Regions from separate parts of the Homo sapiens genome. Here region 2 is linked to region 1. Evidence: chromatin contacts called from ENCODE Hi-C or POLR2A ChIA-PET data. All regions are on one chromosome and are shown on one strand. Each heading gives the region's core, a stretch centred on a gene start or an enhancer-like site at or near the end of the contact. The rest is flanking DNA. Distances are from core to core; before and after follow the strand shown.

Region 1 (4,437 bases), core at 901-3,400:
AGAAATTTGACATTGCTGCACCTTCCAAACATCATTCTTCTGGTAATTCATTTTTTTATTGTATTTCACAAAAACACAGTCTACAATAGATTGGGGTGGGGGGAAGAAAGGAAAAATGTGTTCCTTCATTACACATTTAGTTTGAGAAGCAGTGGTCTAGTCATATTCTATTTACAGGTGAGACAACCAAGGCTTGGAGAAGTATTCTGAGAGCTGTTTCAAGGTCTCATAATTATACAGTGGGAGAAGAGGATCTAGAACTGGGTCTTCTGCTTCTAGCTCTGGTGCCTAGCAATCTTTAAGGGATGCCATTCCTACTGAGCCATCACATTCTAGGCAGCCATAAGGGCAGCCTAGGATCCATCTCTCCTTTATCTGCAAGTTGCCCCTGGGTACCAAAATAGGAGCCAGAGCTCTGGCTAAAGACTGCCCATATCAGTCTTTGTTGGATTCAAGCTCTGGGGTTAGGGAGAGAGGACATCTCTCTGGGAACATTGCTGCTGACATCTCATTGTTCCCTGCCTTTACTGCTCACTTGCTAGTTATTACTTGGAAAAGATTGATCACTGGTGAGAAGAAATAGGAATTCAGGTTATTAGGAACGTTTCCCAAGGATATAGCACCTTTTTAATCCCACAGAAGTTCATAAATTTTCCAGCTGTGCCAGAGGCACATGGTTGCAGAGCGTGAAAGCCAACTGGCACTCTAAATGGAACAAGTGGAAAATTCTGCCTGTGAAAGCCAAAAGGAATTCTTCACCTTAATTAAGAAAAAGCTCTGCAATATTGAAAGTCTAGGTAGAAAAGACAAGACTTGGCATCTGACTTCTTTAAAATGAACTCTGCTTAATTAGGACTTAGTTAACATAAATTGGAAAAGATCAAGACCAAAGCCCATTGAATTGGGTCCAGTTTAGGAATTAAAACTGTACAGTTCAACTCCTGCCCTTGACAGCAGTTCTGCCTTCTTAGTTTTATAGGTAACAAACTTGATCCCCTTCCTAAGGGAATGTGCGTAAGCTATCTGCTTCTCTAGGGGAAATGAACTCTAGTGATTTTGAGAGATTACATTTAAAGGGCAATTTTCATTTACAGTTATCTGATTCAATACGTGTGGAGCTTTGCATCAACCAAGAACTTGTTTAGGGCCACTCTTGGTGTCCGGCTGCTTGCAAAAGTCAAATCAGTAAGCTATGTAGGACAAAATGTTACTCAGGTTGAATCACTTCATATTAATGAAATGTAAATAAAACCAGAGAAAGGGAAATTTTAGAAATCCAAATAAACACCCTTAATGTGATTTGTCTTCCCAAACAGTTCCCTGGATTCTCTTTTCTGTGTGGTCATGTCTCAAATGCCTTTTAGTGATAACCCTGAATACTCCACATTTCAACAAGATACAAACATTTCTCTCTTGTGTTCTTATTTGCTGTTTCTGTTAGAAACATGAAAACCACATCAACTAGATGGAAATCCTAGAGGAATTTAAGAAGAAAAGATCAATTGTTTGACAATAAACGTGGTAAATCCCATGTGATCAAATAAATGCTTATACATGAAAGCAAGAATATTGTACTTTGAACTCTTAACTATAAAGTTGGGCTAAAAATGATTGGGCAGACCTGTTGGTAGGGGAAGCTGTATTTCAACACAAAATCTAAAAAGTCTTAGATGATGAGGCAAAGATCAGTGGACATGTGAGAGCTGACATTTTCTACTACTGAGGTTGTTTTGTTCTTGGTTTAAGAAAATGGATCTGGGATAATCTAGTTTTTATGAACTCCTGCAAACGAAGCGGCTTTAGTTACGTTGCAGTTGTTGAAAAGGACTGACCCTTCCCTGTAGCTTTGATGTGCAGTGTGAATTTGGCAAAGGGAACTTAAGTTTGCCTTTCAGTGCTGAATGGCACCATTACCGAGGCTCATGTATCTGTCAGAAAAATCACTTCTCTCCTGGTAAAGCCCCTTCTGTCTCAGGATCATGTGAGATTCACCACACAACACTCACTAAACATGGTATCATTTTTACGTAATGAGGGAGTGAGAACTGGAACCTGATTTCATATTTTTTCCCACAGATTTTACTTTCTACTCTTGTCAGTCATATCTGCAAGGCTGACAGTTACCAGGGGCTGTGGCCAGGCATGAGGGAGAATGTGTCATTGCTGGCTGCGTTGGTCATAGCAACGTGTCTGCCTCAGAACAGATCCAGCATGGATGAGCAAACAGAAAAATGTGTAAGAAGGCTTGTGACTGAAACAGACCAAGGGTGAGTGCCGGGACTGTCCATCAGAAACTTTCAATGATCAGTAACAGGATATTCACACAGTCATTTTACTTTTCAATAACTTATCAAGTTGACAAGCAAATAATTAATAATGGTTTGTCACTGGTTGGCAACTTCTAAAAAAGTCTATGGCTGAGAAGGACACTCATTTCTCATAACCTCAGCCAGTACTGAATTACAATGCCAATCAGCAAATGTATCAAACGCCAGAACACTGTTAGCAGCAGCTGAGGCATCAGTATGAGTGAGACATATTTCTTATTCACAACAGAAACTCAGAGTCAGTGGAAGAAAAATATGTAAACACATTTTTCTAATGCAATAAGATGAGGGCTATAATAAATGTATGAAAAAAAGTGCTACAGGAACACAGATGGAGGGTTGATTGATTCTGCTTGGGAAAGTCTGAGAACGCATCACAGGGAAAGAGAATTTAGCTTCTTCGAAAGATGAGTAGAATTTATTAAAAAGGAGGTTATTTTAAGCAAAGAAGTGCATCATATGCGAAGGATGATGTCAAGGATGTGCTTGTCATTTTCAGGGTGTAAGCGTAGAGCAGTTTCATTGTCATTATCTCTGTGTGTTCAAGAGGTACATTCTCCCAATAAATCTAATTTTCAGGACTATTGTCTTCCTTTGGACTCAAAATCTAATTTGCAATGCAAATCTGAGCAGTGACTTCCTTGTTTCAACGGTCTCAGACTGCCCCTAGAAATGATGAATGCATGGGTCCCATAGGTGAATGCATTGGTCCACAGGCAGAGAGAATGGAGTTCCAAGTCAGTCAGGCCAAGGTTCAACACAAGGAGGTGGGAACTTCAGACTGGAAGCTGAAGCAGTTTCTATGGTCATTAGCGGCAGAGGCCAGCCCAGAAGACCAGGGAGACTTCACTCCAGTAGAGGCCAGAAGAAGATTCCCACTATCGGCTTCAGATTCCTCTTTTGTAAAATGAGCTAGTTTGACTAGATCTGTTGCTGGCAAACTTTGTTTCCTAGGCCCCAGGGTTCCATGAAGGTTCTTCTGTGGCTGGTGATGAGAAAGAGTAAGGCCAACTTGGGAAGGCTAAACCTCCTCCACCCCTTCACTTCACTAGAGTAGTCTGATTTCATTTGTTTTCATATTGGCAATCCACATAAGATAAGTTTGAAAATGGTATATTTTACAGTTCAGACAAAAAGGAAAACCTTGGAATAGAGAATTAAGTGCTGGTTCTCTGGGATTCCAAGCCTCCTTTACTTCCTCTGAAATCCCATAGTACTTGATTTATGCCTCTTTATAACACTCATTTTTACCCTGTGTTATTTTTTATGTTTCAAAGACGTGCACTTGTTTTTTCTCTTATGGATGTTTTTGCTCAATGAAGGCAAGTACATGGTGGCTAAACCTTCCCAGACACACTGGCCTTCTTCCTGTTCCTCAGATTCACTAAACTCATACTCTAGTGTCTTTGCATTTGTGATTTTTCTCTATCCAGAATATGTTTTCCCAGATCTCCATGAAATTTTCTCCTTCACCTATTTTAGGGATCTTCTCAAATGTGACCTTATCTGATGAAATTTCCTAAACACCTTACATATATATAAAATGTAATTCCTATTCTCCTTACACACTCTGTCACACACACACACACACACACACACACACACGTCTATTCTGTTTTAGTTTTTCCATAGCACTTAACATCACTTGACATATTTTATATTTCATTATTTGTTTCACGTCCGTCTCATCCACTAGAATGTAAATTCCAGGGGCCAGAGACCTTTCTGTGTTGGTCACTGATCTATCCTGGACACCTGGAACAGCGTCTGACATGGAGTTACCACCCAGTCACTGGAAGTATTTGAGACTCAGTTCCTGTCCAGCCAAGACCTCCTATTAGATAAAAATAAGATCCCTCTTGCAGTGACTGACAGTTCAGCCATGTTTTCTCATTGTCTATAACGTCCAAACCAGTGTGCCAACACAAACCACCTCCTCTAGTACAGTCTGAATAGAATTGTAAAGAGAGAGCATGGGATTTGGAGATGGAAGATTTGGATTTCAGTCTTAACCGTCATATACTAGTGGGGTGCTTTTAGGCAAGTGACTTAATCTCTCCAAGCTTTAATTTCCCCACCTGTAAAAATGAGGTAATAATTGACCTGTCAT
Region 2 (4,592 bases), core at 35-2,534, 140 kb after region 1:
TTTGTAAAATGAAATGACTTTGCAGGGCTACGGTGAGAAAATACATATGTGTGGGAAGATAGCCTATCAATGTAAGTGTATAAATATCTCTAAAAAATCTCTCTATATACAGATAGCAGTATTTATCTCCATATCTGTATTTATATCACATAGTCAGCACTCAATGGCTAGATGCATTGGTTATTATTGTTGTCTCGAGGTAAGATAGGCTTAGAGTTTTAGTGGTAGGCTGAGTAATGATCCCCCAAAGATGTTCGCATCCTAAAGCTTGGAACCTATGAATCTTGCCATATGTGACAAAAGAGGGTCTGCAGATGTGATCAAGTTGAAGATCTTGAGATGGGGAGATTACACTGAATAATCTGAGTAGATTCGATGCAAACCCAAGGGTCCTCATAAGTAGGATGCAGGAGTCAGAGTCAGACAGGAGGAGGCGTGATGACAGAAGAGAGGGACAGAGAGAAAGAGATTTGCGGATGGTGACTCTGAAGATGGAGGAGGGGGCCATGAACCTGTTGGAGCTTCCCCCACAACAACTTCTCTCTGGGGGTTCATCTGTTGAGAGTCACAATCGCAATCTTATAGGAGCTGGAGCTTTGCAGGGAGACCCTGAAGACACCCAGAGGGAGGCTCCCCAGTGCTGTCTTTGGAGACTTGCAGGCAGGTGCCTTGTCCTCTCTATCACCAGCAAGTAAACTGCAACTGGCCCTGCACCTCCTTTTGAGATGACTTGGGATTTGATGGGAGCTCAGGGAGCCAAGGAAGGCAAAGAGAAGCAGGAGCCCCGCCACACACATTGCAAGTGGTGGATTGCTGGCTGTGGTTTTCCTGGAAGGCTCTTAAATGGCTTTCAGGACATTCTTTGTTGGGGCCCTACATTCTTTAGCAGGGCTATCATGACTTAAGGGGTGTGGCCAGCAAGCCACATCCTCAGGGTGTTTTGTGGGCTGCTCTGCAGTGTGGCATAGGGACCCTGGCTTGAGAGACCTGCTGCTCTTTAAATCTATTACTCAGGAAGTGTTTGGCCTTTTTCTGCTTATTCTGGTGAAAACATATCTCCAGTTTCCCACTGTGAAAAAGACTTTGTCCTAAAGTTTTGGGGAACTGTTATTTAGAGTCCTTACACCTGCTAAGATATCTCCCCAAGTCCCAAAGGCCAAAAATAAAAGGCAACTTTCTACCCCAAGCCACCATAGTGGCTGCACTATGGTCAGACAAGTGGTCATCATCCTGGTCTGTAACATCTTGCTCACTCCTCTGTGCTCCCATATACAGTCATAGTGTATAGCTGCATTAAAGCACTTGTTTCAACATTTTGAAATTGTGCTTTCCCCATCACTTAGAATCCATGCATTCTTCAGTGCTGGGATCACATCTTATAGAGCTTGGTATTCCCAGATATTAGTATGGTGCTTGTCACGTAAGTTATTAATAAATGTTTCTTAGATGAGCAAACTTTACCTCTGTGGTAATTTGTGTAGCTGCTATCCACTCGATGTAGTTGCTTTTCAAAAAACTGAGGTATAATTTACATACAATCTACCAGAAAGTGTTAAGTATTCAGTTCAATTATTTTGACAGTTGAATATATCATGACAATTGACTACACCAAAACAAGAGGCAACCACTGTTTATGTCTTTTTTTAACCAGAGATTAATTTTGCCTAGTTTTGGACTTTATAGAATTGGTTTATATATTATACACATTTTGTGCAGCTTCTTTCACTTAGCATAACTGGAAGTCTCAAGTTTTATTCATACTGTTACATCATCAGTAATTTTTTTCTTTTTCCTTTTTTTTTTTTTTTTGAGATGGAGTTTCGCTCTTGTTGCCCAGGCTGGAGTGCAGTGGTGCAATCTCGGCTCACCACAACCTCTGCCTCCTGGGTTCAAGTGATTCTCCTGCCTCAGCCTCCCAAGTAGCTGGGATTACAGGCATGCACCACCACGCCCAGCTAATTTTGTATTTTTAGTAGAGATGGGGTTTCACCATGTTGGTCAGGCTGGTCTTGAACTCCCGACCTCAGGTGATCGGCCCGCCTTCGCCTCCCAAAATGCTGGGATTACAGGCGTGAGCCACTGTGCCTGGCCAGTAATTTTTTCTTTTTCTTTTTGACTAATATATATCTATTGACTAATACATATCTATTTCTTTTTGACTAATATTCAATTTATGAATATGCCAGAGTATGTTCATCCACCCTCATATTGATGAACATTTGGGTTGTTTCCAGTTTGGGCTGTTATGGAAAAGCTTCTTTGAGTATTCTTGTACAGTTCTTCTTGTGGACATATGTTTTCATTTCTTTTGAGAGATATTGAGGGTGGAATTGCTGGTTGTAGGATACATGAAGAAGTTAACTTTATAAAAATCTGACAAACTATTTTCCTAAGTGGCCGTACCATTTGCATTCCTACCAACAGTGTTTGAGAGTTCCATTTCTCCACATCCACATCAACTTTTGGTATTGTCTTATCTTTACATCTGAGCCATTTTAATAGGTGCAAAATGGCATCTCATGGTGGTTTTAATTTCCATATCAGTGATGATTAATGATGTGGAAAACACTTTCATGTGCCTATTCCTTGTTCTTATACTGTAGTACCCACTAATCCCTGGGGGATTCATTCTAAGAACCCCAGTGGCCGCCTGGAACCAAGTATATTACTGAACTCTGTATGTACTATTTTTTAAAAATCTGATAACTAAGGCAGCTACTGACTAAGGGGTGGGTAGCACAGACTGTGGATATGCTGGACAAAGGGATGATTCAGCTCCCTGGTGGAACAGAGCAGGATGGCTCAAGATTTCATCACGCTACTCAGAATAGTGGACGATTTTAAACCACAAATTGTTTATTTCTGACATTTTCCATTTAGTATTTTCTGACTGTGGTTTACTGTAGGTAACTGAAACTGGAAAGTGAAACCAAGGATAAAGGGAGGGACTACTCTATGTATCTTTTTTTGTGAAATGACAGCTTCAATCTTTTGCCCATTAAAAAAATTAAATTGTCATATTATTGATTTGAAAGAGTTCTTTATATACAATGCATACATGCCCTTTGTCAGATATATGTACTGATTTGCATATTCATTTTCTTAATGGTATCTTTTGGTACACAGAAATTTTTGTTTTAATGAAAACCAGCTATCATTTTTCATAGTTCGTGCTTTTTGTGTTCTGTCTAAAAAAATTTGCCTACTCCAAGGTTGTAAAGTTACTCTTTTATGCTTTCTACTAGAAACTTTATTATTCTAGGTTATATTTTGTTCTATGTTTATCTCAAACTATTTTATTGTATGGCGTGTGACAGGAGTCAAGTTTTTTGTTTGTTTTTTATATGGCCATCCAGTTGTTCCAGCACCACTTGTTAACAAGTCTTCTTTTCTTCATGAAATCACCTTGTCACATTCAGTTAAAAATCAGTTGATTCTAATCTTGATGTGAACCTAAAACTACTCTAATAAAGCGTTTTAAAAAATTAATTAAGTCTATACATATGAGTCTATTTCTGGATTCTGTTCTCTTGATGTATTTGTCTATCTTCACGTCAATACTGCAATGCATTGATTAGTCTAACATATTCGGTTTTAGAACTGGGTATTATAAATCTTCCAACTTTAATTTTTTCAAGATTGCTTTGGCATTTTCATATCAGTTATAGGTTCAGCTTGTAAATTTCTCTAAAAAGTCCTACTGAAATTTTGATGACTGTATTAAATTCACAAATAAATCTGAGGAAAATAAATATCTTAACAACATTGAGTCTTCTACCTCATAAACATTGAATGTCTCTCCCTTTTGTCTGGGTTTCTTTAATTTCTCACATCAGTGTTTTACAGTTTTTTACTGTAGAGAAATTGTACACCTCTCTTAGCATTTTCCTATTTGATATTTTTTGATACTATTGCATATAGTATTTTTTACATGTTGTTTTCCAATTGTTTACTGCTGGTATATAGAAATAGAATTGATTTTTATATATTGACCTAGGTAAACTCATTACTTAGTTCTTATAGTTATTTTGTATCCATAGTTTTCTATATAAACAATTGTGTCATCTGCAAAGAATGACAGTTTTACTTTCCTCTTTATACGAATTACTTCTTTCTTTCCTTTATCTATATGCCTTCTATTTCTTTTTCTCCTCTTATTGCATTGGCTACAACTGCCAGTTAAATGTTAAGTAGAAATGATGAAAGTGAAAGTCCTTGCCTTGTTCTTTATGTTAAAAGGAAAAATCAGTAAGTATTATATTAGCTGTAGGTTTTAAGAGATCCTTTTCAGCAGTTTGAAGAAGTCCTTGTCTATTTCTAATTTGCTCAAGAGTTATTATCATGAATGGAGGTTGACTTTGGTCAAACGCTTTTTTATGCATCTACTGAGATCATTGTATGGTTTCCCTTTATTCTTTCATTGACTAATTTTCAGATGTGAAACCAATCTTACATTTCTTTAAAAACCTTCACTTGGTCATGATGTGTATTTTGGAAATATATTATTGGATTAGTTTTGCTAATATTTTGTTAAGGTTTTTTCAGCTGTACTCATAAGGAATATTGGTTTGTAATTTTCTTTTCTTATAATG

Evidence for each region. Hi-C counts contacts between places; a loop is a spot of excess contacts on that map. ChIA-PET counts read pairs that join two places held with the same protein, here RNA polymerase II (POLR2A). Pooled maps may share reads with other maps.
Region 2: a loop to region 1 is called in a pooled map, with 2.5 times the contacts of the local background. The contact joins two enhancer-like sites. A Hi-C loop is called at or near these places in 1 of 168 maps with a recorded cell type or tissue (naive thymus-derived CD4-positive, alpha-beta T cell) and 8 of 50 pooled maps. POLR2A ChIA-PET finds 5 or more read pairs at or near these places in 2 of 52 experiments (H1 and OCI-LY7).

The regions. Positions count from the first base shown.
Region 1 is chr2:37,568,926-37,573,362 of GRCh38, forward strand. All of the region lies in intron 1 of LINC03063 (long intergenic non-protein coding RNA 3063), which reads left to right. Among named protein-coding and RNA genes, the nearest start is that of LINC03063, 8.7 kb to the left of the region's middle. RefSeq lists enhancers at 1,853-2,162, 2,263-2,322. Within about 2 kb of position 2,151, at least 4 of the 41 ENCODE cell types and tissues checked have a DNase peak (open chromatin) inside an H3K27ac peak, as active enhancers do.
Region 2 is chr2:37,710,712-37,715,303 of GRCh38, forward strand. No RefSeq gene overlaps it. Among named protein-coding and RNA genes, the nearest start is that of CDC42EP3, 41 kb to the left of the region's middle. Within about 2 kb of position 1,285, at least 3 of the 41 ENCODE cell types and tissues checked have a DNase peak (open chromatin) inside an H3K27ac peak, as active enhancers do.